Linked DNA regions of Homo sapiens: region 1 is linked to region 2. Evidence: chromatin contacts called from ENCODE Hi-C data. All regions are on one chromosome and are shown on one strand. Each heading gives the region's core, a stretch centred on a gene start or an enhancer-like site at or near the end of the contact. The rest is flanking DNA. Distances are from core to core; before and after follow the strand shown. Region 1 holds the start of CD40 (CD40 molecule). Region 2 overlaps LOC105372631 (a long non-coding RNA gene).

Region 1 (5,852 bases), core at 474-2,973, 680 kb before region 2:
CCCCACCAGCTCATTGCAAGACACCATCCTGTGAACGTGGAGCTCCCACACTCCCAAAGATAGGAAAGTCCTTGATACCATCTTCAAACACATGAGAAATAAAACGCTCCCCTAAAAGTCTGTCAATCTCCAGTTCTCACTCCCCATAGTTCTGGTCCTTCTGCCACAAAACAGCTCAGGACCAGAGCTTGGAGACTCTCACTATCTGAGAGGCAGGCTCGGGAATCATGCAGATGTAGATTCACAACCAGGTTCTTCCATTAGCTAGCTATGAGACCTTTGGCAAGACAATCCCCCTTTCTGAGCCTCAATTTGCCCATCTGTATAATGGGGGAGTTGTGAGAAATCAGACAAAGAAAACAGGCAGTGTTTGGCTCAGAGCCTGACACACAAGAAGCCCTCAATAGATAGCTTCTGACATTGTTGTCACAGCCCAGCCTCTACCTGGAGCCAAAGTTGGGAGTTATGAGGGCAAACTCTGCTCTTGAGAAGCCTGGATCACACCCTTCACCCCACCTCCTCTGGCTCTTTCTCCACTCCTACCACAAGGGCCCCCCTTTACCTCTTTCCAGCTCCGCCCTCCCCCTGCCTCCCTGTTCCCTAAGAGCCATTGCTTCAGGTGAAAGTGAAAGCTGTGGGACCAAAGCAGCCTCCCCACTCCCTCTCTTCCCTTGCTGCTTCCCTTGCTTTCCTTGATACCATGGGTCATTCCTGCCCAGGCTTCAGGCAGGAATCTACAGCCCTCTAAAGTAGGGGGAGGCCAGAGGGGCTGGGATGAAGGAGCCAGGTACTTGGGGGATTCCCAGCCTCCAGAATGAGGAACTACAAAAATACATTTAAACAAAAAGTGAGTCAAGTGTAGGCTTCTGAAAATCCCGGAGATATGCTTGGTTGGCTCTGAGCCCCTCTGGTGCCTGGAGAAACCCCTGGTTTCTCCAGCCCTCTGATCACCAGCCCTGTCAGAGCCAACCAGAACTCTGGTCTCCTAACCCTTTATTGTGTCCCATAAACTGTTCATCTCCCCAGGGGTCTCCTATGTCATCTTAAATTCAGGAGAAAAAGGCAAAGCCCTGGGGATTCCTCCTAGGTTGGAACACCCAAGATACGGTTCGGGGTGGAAGGCGATGTTAAAAGCTCCTTGCCTTCTCACAAAAGTACCTGGGCCTCTGCACCCATCTCTTGTTCCCACAAGATGCCCTGGAAGAAGGCAGCCCCAGCTGGCAAGGAGATGATAACTACTTACAGAGGCTGGCATCTGTCCACAATAAGAAGGGGACAGGAAACGGGCCAGACCCGCCCCTTCCCTTGGTCCGCCTCACTTCCCGCCCTCTGAACCCCCTACCAGTCTCTGTGTGGCCAGCCTCTGAGGCTCCCTAAACCCGTCCAGGCCGTCTAGGCACGCTTGGGCAGCCAGTGCCTTCCCTGAGCGGCCCCTGTAGGCCGCTCCCGGGACCCCAGCCCGGGAGAAGAGAGAGGCAGCCCACCCCATTCAGCCAGGAGCGGGGGCACCTTGCCCAGCTCCCACCCACCCTCCTGCCCCCACAAAAATCAGCCAGGAAGGCCTCTTCCCCGAAGTCTTCCTTCCCTTTCCTTCTCATTCCCCACTCCCAACTCCCGTCTGGTCGGGGCAAAAACAACTCACAGCGGTCAGCAAGCAGCCCCAGAGGACGCACTGCAGAGGCAGACGAACCATAGCGAGGTGAGACCAGGCGGCAGGACCACTGGGCGCCCGAGCGAGGCCTCTGCTGACTCCCCTGCCCCAGCCTTGGCCCCGCCCAGGAAAGGGGCGGGGTCTTCAAAGACCAATCGCGGTCCACCTATCGGGGGGGCGGAGCCCCCAGCAATTCACCGCGCAGGAGTTTCCCCAGAACATTCCCACAAGTCTAATTCCCCCGGGAGTTTAGGGACGCATCTTGCTGTGTACGGGAGGAGGCATGGTCCCAGAGACAGCTCTTCTTCTTTGCCCCCAGGTCCCACAAAGGCCAAGCCGAGGCGGGCTAGGAGCTAGCCTGCTTCCTGCGACCGGAGAGAGATCCCATGGGTGCTGGGGCCTGCCACAGGGACCCTCACGGTTTTCCCCTCCCTGCCCCGCTCTCCGCTGCCTCTAGGTATCCTGGCAGAACCGAAAGAGGCTCCACTGCGGAGAGGCCTGAGGAAGTTCCCCCCACACCACCACGCAGAAAACGGGAAGGCCACAGCTGGGGTATGGGGAGGCGTTTCAAGGAAGAGTTTCCCAACTCAGAATTTCGCTCTCTTTCAAAGGAAATTCCCTCGTGTGGGCGCGTCGTCTCAACTTCCCATCCATTCATCCATGCATCCATGCGTCCTCACCTCATTCCATTCCATCCCACCTCCCACCCAGCACCTGGAGACAGGCATTTATTAAGAGTGGGGCCGGGCGCGGTGGCTCACGCCTGTAATCCAGCACTTTAGGAGGCCGAGGCGGGCAGATCACTTGAGGTCAGGAGTTCGAGACCAACCTGGCCAACATAGTGAAACTCCGTCTCTACTAAAAATACAAAAATTAACCGGATGTAGTGGCGTTCGCCTGTAATCCCAGCTACTCGGGAGGCTGAGGCAGGAGAATCGCTTGAACCGCAGAGGCAGAGATTGCAATGAGCCGAGATCGTGCCACTGCACTCCAGCCTCGAAGGCAGAGCAAGACTCAGTCTCAAAAAAAAAAAAAATAAATAATAAATAAAAATAAAAATAAAGGTGGGGGCCAGGCGCGGTGGCTTACGCCTGTAATCTAACACTTTGGAAGGCCAAAAAGGGAGATTGCTTGAGGCCAGGAGTTCAAGACCAGCCTGGCAACATGGCAAGACCCCCATCTCTACAAAATAAAGAAATTTTTAAGTTAGCCAGGCATGGTGGCAAACACCTGTAGTCCCAGCTACTCAGGAGGCTGAGGCAGGAGGATCGCTTGAGCTCAAGAAGTCAAGGTTGCAGTGAGCCATGATTGCAATGATTACATCACTGCACTTCAGCCTGGGCGACAGTGCAAAACTCCATCTCAAAAAAAAAAAAAGAGTGGGCCAGCCTTTTGTGGCATCATAAAACACTTTAAGTATGTTAGGAAACTCGGGACCCTCTCATTTTGCAGAAACACACACACTTGTGCCTACATTTCCTGGGTTCATGAACTCTGAAGACGTGCTTTTGTTTTTTTGTTTTTTGTTTCGTTTTGTTTTTTGGGTGTTTGTTTGGTTTTTGGTTTTTGGGTTTTTTTTGACAGAGTCTCATTCTGTTGCCCAGGCTGGAGTGCAGTGGCATGATCTCGGCTCACTGCAACCTCTGCCTCCTGGGTTCAAGCAATTCTCCTGCCTCAGCCTCCCGAGTAGCTGGGATTACAGGCTGGCGCCACCACGCCCAGCTAATTTTTGTATTTTTAGTAGAGACGGGGTTTCTCCACGTTGGCCAGGCTGGTCTCAAACTCCTGACCTCAGGTGATCCGCCTGCCTTGGCCTCCCAAAGTGCTGAGATTACAGGCATGAGCCACCGCACCTGGCCCTCAAGATGTTCTTGAACCAGTGTTAACACTCTGCTTTGCAGCATGGAACACCTGGGTTCTGGTGCAGCCTCTGCCTCTGAAGGACTGTGTTCCCTTAGGCCTAAATTTTTCTCCAAGGAAAACTTAGGAGCTTGAACTAGACAACGGTTGAGGTGATGACCCTCCAAGCTCTCAATTTCTGGAAGAGGACAAGAGGCCAGACCTCACAGATCAGGGAGGATGGAAGAGGAGGACACTTCTAACCCCATTCTCATGGCTTCTGCTGTTAAGGGCACATTTGCAAGTCTTGTGGATTCTGCCTCTAGGATCCATCCCTTATTTTCTGTCACCTCTGCCACTGCCCTAATTCAGAGGGTGCCATCTTTCATCTGGACTGTCCCAACAGCCTCTCTCATTCCACAGGATTTATTGAGCACCTACTATGTGCCAGGCAACTCTTTACACTGCTGCGATTCTCTTGATAAACTCCAGATCTGATCGACTGGGACACTTTCCTGCATAAAAGCCTCTTTGGGTTTCCCTGCACCCTCAGGATGATCCAAATTTCTTATCCTGGCAAAGCACACCCTTCCTCACTCAGCCCCAACCTCTCTTTCTATGCTTACTTCCTGCCACGTCCTCCCATGCACACTGGCTTCAGCCTCTCCCCACTTCCCAGGCACACAATCTTTTTTCCTTACGGTTTATCTCATTGCTCTTGATGTTTCCTTCCTTTCCTTCTCCTTTCTTAAACAGTTTAAATGTTGCCTCCTCTTACACCTTCCCCAACTCCCTGAGGCAGAGGTAGGTACTCTATCCCACCCTGCCTCCTCCCCTGTGTTGCCACAGCATTTAGCATGCCAGCTCATAACTCCTTCTGCCTGGTCCCATTTGACTGTGAGCTCCCTGAGGGCAGGACTGGATCTATCCCAGTCCTAGGTACATAATAGGACACCAATATATGGGTGCTGAATGAATGAATAAATGAATGAGTGGGTTCAGCAACTTCTCATCCTAAGTACAGCCTCCAATCATGACAAAGAGTTGGTGGCAGGGGGTGCGAAGCTGGTAATCTCAACACAGACCTCAAGCTGCAGTGGCCTCTTGAGAATGGTGGTCAGATACCAAAAGGCCAGAAACTCTTGAAATCAGGGTCCAGGGAACTTCATTAAAGCCACCCAAACATGCCCAGGATGGAGAGAAGATTAAAATATCTTTTCCCTTTTTAACATACTTTGAAAAAAACAAGCACGGTTTTAAATCCTTTGAGAGAGGGGTGTTACTATAATGATTTCAGCCATTACTTATTCTTTATTTGCTTGATTCCAAAATTGGGCCTTTCACAAAACTGCCTGGGGAAGCAAGTACACAGAATTAAAACATTAATTATATTATATAAAACATATCATAGCAGCAATTAAAGCAGCTTAAATTAATGTGTGAAGGAATAAATGTTAGCCTTCGGGTTGCCCCATGGGGCGAAGACCAGATAAGATAAAGGGAAGATATTTTAGTATATACATATCCTGAGGAGGCATGTGCTGGTGGGCACAGGCCCAGAGAAGGCCTAGAATCTTGTTGAGCTGAGAAGAGTGTGCTGGAGGAGGAAAGCGAGAAGATGATTTAAGGGAAAGTGGCAATATTCGGAGGCCAATCAAAAAGGGAACAATGAAGGGTTCTGCAATAGGAATGGGGCAAAGGACATTCAAAAGAGTAGGGAGCCAGGATTTTGGAAACTCAGAGATGAAATGGCCTTTGTAGGGAGGTGGGTTCACAGTGCCAGGTGAATGGGTGAGGAGCATGCCTAGAGGTCCAGTGTCCACAGCGCTGCCAGAATCTGGCATCCAGAGTGTTCTGTCTAATATGCAAATCCAATTGTGTTGCTCCAAGGTTTAAAGTGGCTCTCCAGGGCCCTCACCCCTTAAGCTTGCAGAGCTGCAAGGCCATGGGCCTCCTGGTGTACATCTCTAAGCATCCTTCCTGCCTTCCCCTTCATGCTCCAGCCCCACTCCCCAGATGTCCCGTGCTGTCACCTCTGCCTGGAGAGCTCCCTTCCCACTGCCACTCTCCTTTCACCTGGCCAACTCTTTCTCACCCTTCAAGGTCCATCTCAGGCAACCCTCCTCTGGAAATCTCTCTCTAACAACCAACCTATCCCCCTGTGCTCTCTCAGAACCTGGGGCAGCTTTACCCAAGCAAGACTCTAGCCCGACCACACTGTATTTCAATTTTTCTGTTTACTTGTGGAGCCAGTGTATTGAGGCGATTCAACTCTGTGGGGTATAATGATGAAGATTTTCTCCCCTAATCTCTGCCTTCAGCCATGCTGTGTTGAATCTCCCTTTTCCATCCCTTAATGACA
Region 2 (5,762 bases), core at 1,751-4,250:
TCTTAGCTGTTTAATATTTTGCTTAATTTTGAAATTGCTCATTCTTCATGCTACAGCCAGTGTGATCTTTTAAAGAAGGAAATATGATCTACAACTACATGTAATGAACGGATGAACATCATAAACATAGCGTTGAGTTAAAAACCCAGATAGAAAACAGCACCTGCTGGATGACCGCGTTTACATGGAAAGTACAAAAACAGGCAAATAGTTGGAAGTCAAGATAGTGGTTACTCTAGGGGAATGAGTGGAAGGGGTGCTTTTAGGATGCTGGTAATGTTCTATAAAATTCACTGGGTTATACATTTCTGCACTTTTTTCTGGATACATTATATCACACCTCAGTGAAAAGTAAATACTGTATGGGGGAAGGAAGTGAATGAAGCTGATCGTGTCTCCACCCGCCTAAAAGCGTTCAGTAGATTCTGATTCTTGTGAATGTGAAATCTGTCCTCCTTTACCAGGTCCACCTGGTGCCCCTGGCTTCATCACCAATGGGCTTACCATGGCCACACGGGTCCTCTTTCAGGCCCTTGTGTCACTCTCTCCCATGCTGACCAGCTCTGGCCACAAAGCTGCCTCTTCCATCACTGGGAGCTCTTCCCCACCTCGGAGCTGTTCCCGTCACCTGGATTGTCTTCCCTCCACATTCCTGCCACCTCCTTCTGCTCAGCCTAAAGGTCACTTTCTCACAGAAGCTGTCCCTGAGCCTCAATCTAAATTGCATCCCCACAAGGACACAAAGATGTGAGCAATAAACACTAAGGATTCCAGAAGGGGGGATGGAGGAGAGCAAAAGTTGAAAAACTACCTGTTGGGTACTATATTCACTGCTTGGGCGACGGGATCGTTGGAAGCCCAAACCTCAGCATCATGCAATACACCCGTGCAACAAACCTGCACACGTACTTTCTGAATCTAAAAGAATTTCTAAAATAAAATAAATTGTACCCCCTTAGTTCTTTCTGAGCACCCTCTTTTTATCTTCATAACACCATCATTTGTATTTATGGAATGATTATGCATCATTATTTGGTAAATGACCTCACCAGCTAGACTCTAAATCAAAAAGGGCTGGGGCTGTATCTGACATATTCTCAGTTGTATCAGCAGCACCTAGCACGGCATCTAACATAAATGATACTTATTTGTGGTTTGGCTTAATACAAAAAAAAAAAAAAAAACTTTGGGAGGGGAGGGAATTCAATCAACAGACAAAAAATAATGCTATGTAGGGGAAAGAGAAACAAAATGTTCACAGGTATTGTATTAGTGTTGTAAGAACATGGGCGTTCTTTTTCTTTCTTTAATATCACCTATTTAATCTCTTATGTTCTTTTTATGATTAAGAAAATAAAAAACCTTACAAATATTTTTGTACTATTTAAAATTAAGTTTTCATTTAAAACATAGACTTCTGGGTGTATTAGTCCATTCTCCCACTGCTATAAAGAACTACCTGACACCAGGAGTGGTGGCTCACGCCTGTAATCTCAGCGCTTTGGGAGGCCGAGGAGGGCAGATCACCTGAGGTCGGGTGTTCGAGACCAGCCTGACCAACATGGAAAAACCCCACATCTACTAAAAATACAAAATTAGCTGGGTGTGGTGGCACATGCCTGTAATCCCAGCTACTCTGGAGGCTGAAGCAAGAGAATCACTTGAGCCCGGGAGTTAGAGGTTGCAGTGAGCTGAGATCGCGCCATTACACTTCAGCCTGAGCAACAAGAGTGAAACTGTGTCTCAAAAAAAAACACAAAAAAACAAAACAAACAAACAAAAAATGGCCGGGTGCAGTGGCTCATGCCTGTAATCCCAGCACTTTGGGAGACCGGGGCGGGCGGATCACCTGAGGTCGGGAGTTCAAGATCAGCCTGACCAACATGGAGAAACCCTGTCTCTACTAAAAAAAAAAATACAAAACTAGCCAGGGTGGTGGTGCATGCCTGTAATCCCAGCTACTTGGGAGGGTGAGGCAGGAGAATCGCTTGAACCCGGGAGGCGGAGGTTGCGGTGAGCTGAGATCGCGCCATTGCACTCCAGCCTGGGCAACAACAGCAAAACTCCGTCTCAAAAAAAAAACAACTACCCGAGACTGGGTAATTTATAAAGAAGAGGTTTAATTGGCTCACGGTTCTGCCAGCTGTACAGGTAGCATAGCTGGGGAGGCCTCAAGAAACTTTCAATCATGGTGGAAGGCAAAGGGGAAGCAGACATGTCTTACATGGCAGGAGTGGGCGAAAGAGAGAGGGGGGAGGTGCCACACACTTTTAAACAACCAAGTATCATGAGATCTCACTATCAGGAGAACAGAAAGGGGGAAATCCACCCCCATGATCCAACCAGCTCCCACCAGGCCCCACCTCCAATATTGGGGATTACAATTTGACATGAGATTTGGGTGGCAACACAAATCCAAACCATATCACTGAGTAAAGTGCAGATGGCAGGATAGTTTCACAATAGAATGTTCATTCTCTGGTTTCTATTGAATTGGATAGGAGAAAAAAAAAAAACAGGTAAAAAAAAAAAAATCAGCAGCAGTAAACCACCATGGGAAACAGTAGAACCTCATTCCATAAACTTCAAAAAGCAGTAGCAACAGAAAAATATAGAATATCTTGATGTGTTTCGTCATGGTCCTATCCCCAACTGCTCTGTTCCAGAAGAGGTGCAGGAGAAAGAGGAAATAATACAAAAGTCCTGAAAATTCTCACCAGTTGTTCCAGTGAGTTGCCTACCAGGATCCATACTTAGTGGCACAAAACAACAACTCTTTTCTGATGCACGTGGATTCTGTAGGTCTGGAATTCAGGCGGGGCTTAGTTGGGGAATTCTTTTGCTCCTTGTGGCCATGTCTGAGGTCATTCTGTGGTACCCAGCTGGGCTGGGCTGGGCTGGAGGACCCAGGATGGCTTCAATCACATGTCTAGGGCCTTGGCAGAAAGGCTAAACTAAAAGGCTAAACTCAGCTGGAACTGTTGGCCGGTGTCCACTGCATGTGTTCTTTTCAGCAGTGGCCTCTGGGTAGTCAGACTTTTCACATGGACATCAGCATCACCCAGAGCCAGCATCCCAAGAGTGCAAGATGGAAGGACAGCCTTTTTTGACCTAGCCTCAGAAATCACACAGTATCTCTTCCACTGCATTCTACTGATCATGATGGAGTCGGCAAGGTCAGCCCAGATTCAAAAAGGGGATTGACCCCAATTCTCAATGGGACAAGTGCCAGAAAAATTGCAGACATGTTTTTAAACTGAGACAGATTAGTTAAAATTTTCCTATATGTAAAATATAACTTCCTCCAAGACCCGTCCCCACCTACCCCCACTGCCCTACTTCCCACTAAAAAAAAAAAAAAAAAAAAAAAAAAAAAAAATCTTGGCCAGATGCAGTGGTTCATGACTGTAATCCCAGCACTTTGGGAGACTGAGGTGGGAGGAACACTTGTATCCAGGAGTTCGAGACCAGCCTGGGCAACATAGCAAGACCCTATCTCTATAAAAAATAAAAAATTAGCCAATCACGGTGCCACAAACCTGTAGTAGTCCCAGCTACTCAAAAGGCTGAGGTGGGAGGATTGCTTGAGCCTGGAAAGTCAAAACTGCAGTGAGCCGTGATCACACCACTACACTCCAGCCTGGGTGACAGAGTGAGTTTGTCTTAAAACCAAACAAACAAACAAACAAACAAACAAACACCTCATCCTATTTTGACATCAAACTCAGCTCCAATTTCTGGAGCTTATCTACATCAAGTCCAGCTGCAAAGAGGCGTCTTGGGTTCTGTTCCGTGGGTAGAGTTTCTCTCCATCTGAAAACCTGTGAACTAAAGAGACATGTTTTCTGCCTCACATGCACCCAACCTGCAATGGCGAGATTGGCACAGGAAACCACTATGTTCACTACCGTTTTAAAAGGGGAAGTTCAGAGCAATCACTGAGCCCCGGCAATTCTGAAATTGAATTGTGCACCTGTTGCCAGAGGTTCTTGGCTCCACTCTGACTCACACTTCCTTTTCCATAAGAAATGGCTCTTGCTTGCAACTGAGTAGCCTTCTTGTCCTGTGTCTTAACAGAATACCTGAAACTGGGTAATTTATTAAAAACCAAATTTATTTCTTACAGTTCTGTAGGCTGGGAAGCCCAAGGTCAAGGGGATGCACCTGGTGAAAGCCTTCTTGTTGTGGGGACCCTCTGCAGAGTCCTGAGGCAGTTCAGGACATCACATGGTGAGGGGGCTGAGCATGCTAAACTATGTGTTTTCCTCTTATAAAGTCACCAGTCCCACTCCTATGATAATCCATTAATCCATTTATCTGTGAATGGATTAATCCATTCATGACCCAATCACCTCTTAAAGACCCCACCTCTCAGTACTGCCACATTAGGGATTAAATTTTAATATGAGTTTTGGGGAGGAGTGTTAGAGAACTGCATGCAAAAAGTCAAGATGCATCCCCAGAAAATTCAAGTCCCACCCAAGCTCTTGGGGTCTCCACAGAGATAAAAAGCCCACCAAGGTTTGCCATTCCCCAAGGCTCAAATTTCTAATTGGTTGGCTGATCCAAAGCTCCAGGGAAACTTTCTCAAAAATGGAATAACACGTCACTAGAGGAAGCCAACTGTGGTTCCAGGAATTTAAGAAAATCTCCAGAGAGCAGAGCCCAGGCTGCCCATCATAGTCAAGAGACATCTCCAATAGCATTCCTTTCTTCCCTCAACCCCATGACTTTAGGCTCCACAGAAGTGTATAGAGGCAAACTTCAGACTGCAATTTGGGGGGTAGGGATGGAAATAACAATAGATCTCAGATATGGTGAGAAGGAAACCAAAGAGAATATACTGACACCAATTAGAATAAGCGAAAGGACAGGGCAGAGTTGCCCAAACTGAGCCTGACGAAGATGAAGGGAAATGACAGAGTAGCTATGCACCATACTACATACAGTTATAAGGAAGAAAGAAAATAAAGCAGGGAGGGAGGGAAGAAAGGAAAAAAAGAAGAAAATTAAAAAGGAAAGGACGCTGGAGAAAAGAAACAGACACAGATAACTGAATTCAGCAGAAAATCTGATAAAAGGAAAAATTTATAGGAGGGCTTTCAGCTTAAAAAACAAAAACTTTAATAAAATAAGACATTAGGCTGGGTTCAGTGGTTCAGTGTTCACACCTGTAATCCCAGTGCTTTGGGAGGCCAAGGTGGGAGGATTGCTTGAGGCTAGGTGTTGAAGACCACCCTGGACAACATAACAAGATTTCATTTCTAAAAATAAATAAATAAATAAATAAATATTTTAAAATAAATAAAAATTTAAAAGACCCTTAAAAATGAGTGTTAAAGAAATAAATTGAAGATCTAGGTAACACCACTAAAAAAACTGCAAATAAATTGAAAATCTCAAGGAAGAAACAAGTCAGAGCTACAAATCAAATTACTAGCATAGAATAAAAGTTGGGGATAGTAAGTACCAATAGCCTGGGCCAGGTGCGGTGGCTCACACCTATAATGTCAGCACTTTGGTTGGCTGAGGTGGGTAAATCACTTGAGGTCAGGAGTTTGAGACCAGCCTGGTTAACGTGGTGAAACCCCGCCTCTACTAAAAATACAAAAATTAGCCAGGCATGGTGGTGCGTGCCTGTCATCCCAGCTACTCGGGAGGCTGAGGTGAGAGAATCACTTGAACCCAGGAGGCAGAGGTTGCAGTGAGCCAAGATTGCACCACTGCACTCCAGCCTGGGCGACAGAGACTCCATCTTAAAT

What was found. A loop is a pair of places that touch in the nucleus more often than their neighbours do. Pooled maps may share reads with other maps.
Region 1: a loop to region 2 is called in a pooled map, with 2.0 times the contacts of the local background. The contact joins the promoter of CD40 here to the enhancer-like site in region 2. A Hi-C loop is called at or near these places in 2 of 37 single-sample maps with no recorded cell type and 2 of 50 pooled maps.

The regions. Positions count from the first base shown.
Region 1 is chr20:46,114,185-46,120,036 of GRCh38, reverse strand. CD40 (CD40 molecule) reads right to left here and starts at 1,723. Exons shown (of 9, transcript NM_001250.6): 1 at 1,643-1,723. The coding sequence starts at 1,693. RefSeq lists enhancers at 501-850, 1,861-1,920, 1,686-2,502, a silencer at 1,725-1,944 and a cis regulatory region at 444-2,541.
Region 2 is chr20:45,430,674-45,436,435 of GRCh38, reverse strand. All of the region lies in intron 2 of LOC105372631 (a long non-coding RNA gene), which reads right to left. Among named protein-coding and RNA genes, the nearest start is that of MIR6812, 8.0 kb to the right of the region's middle. Within about 2 kb of position 3,000, at least 13 of the 41 ENCODE cell types and tissues checked have a DNase peak (open chromatin) inside an H3K27ac peak, as active enhancers do.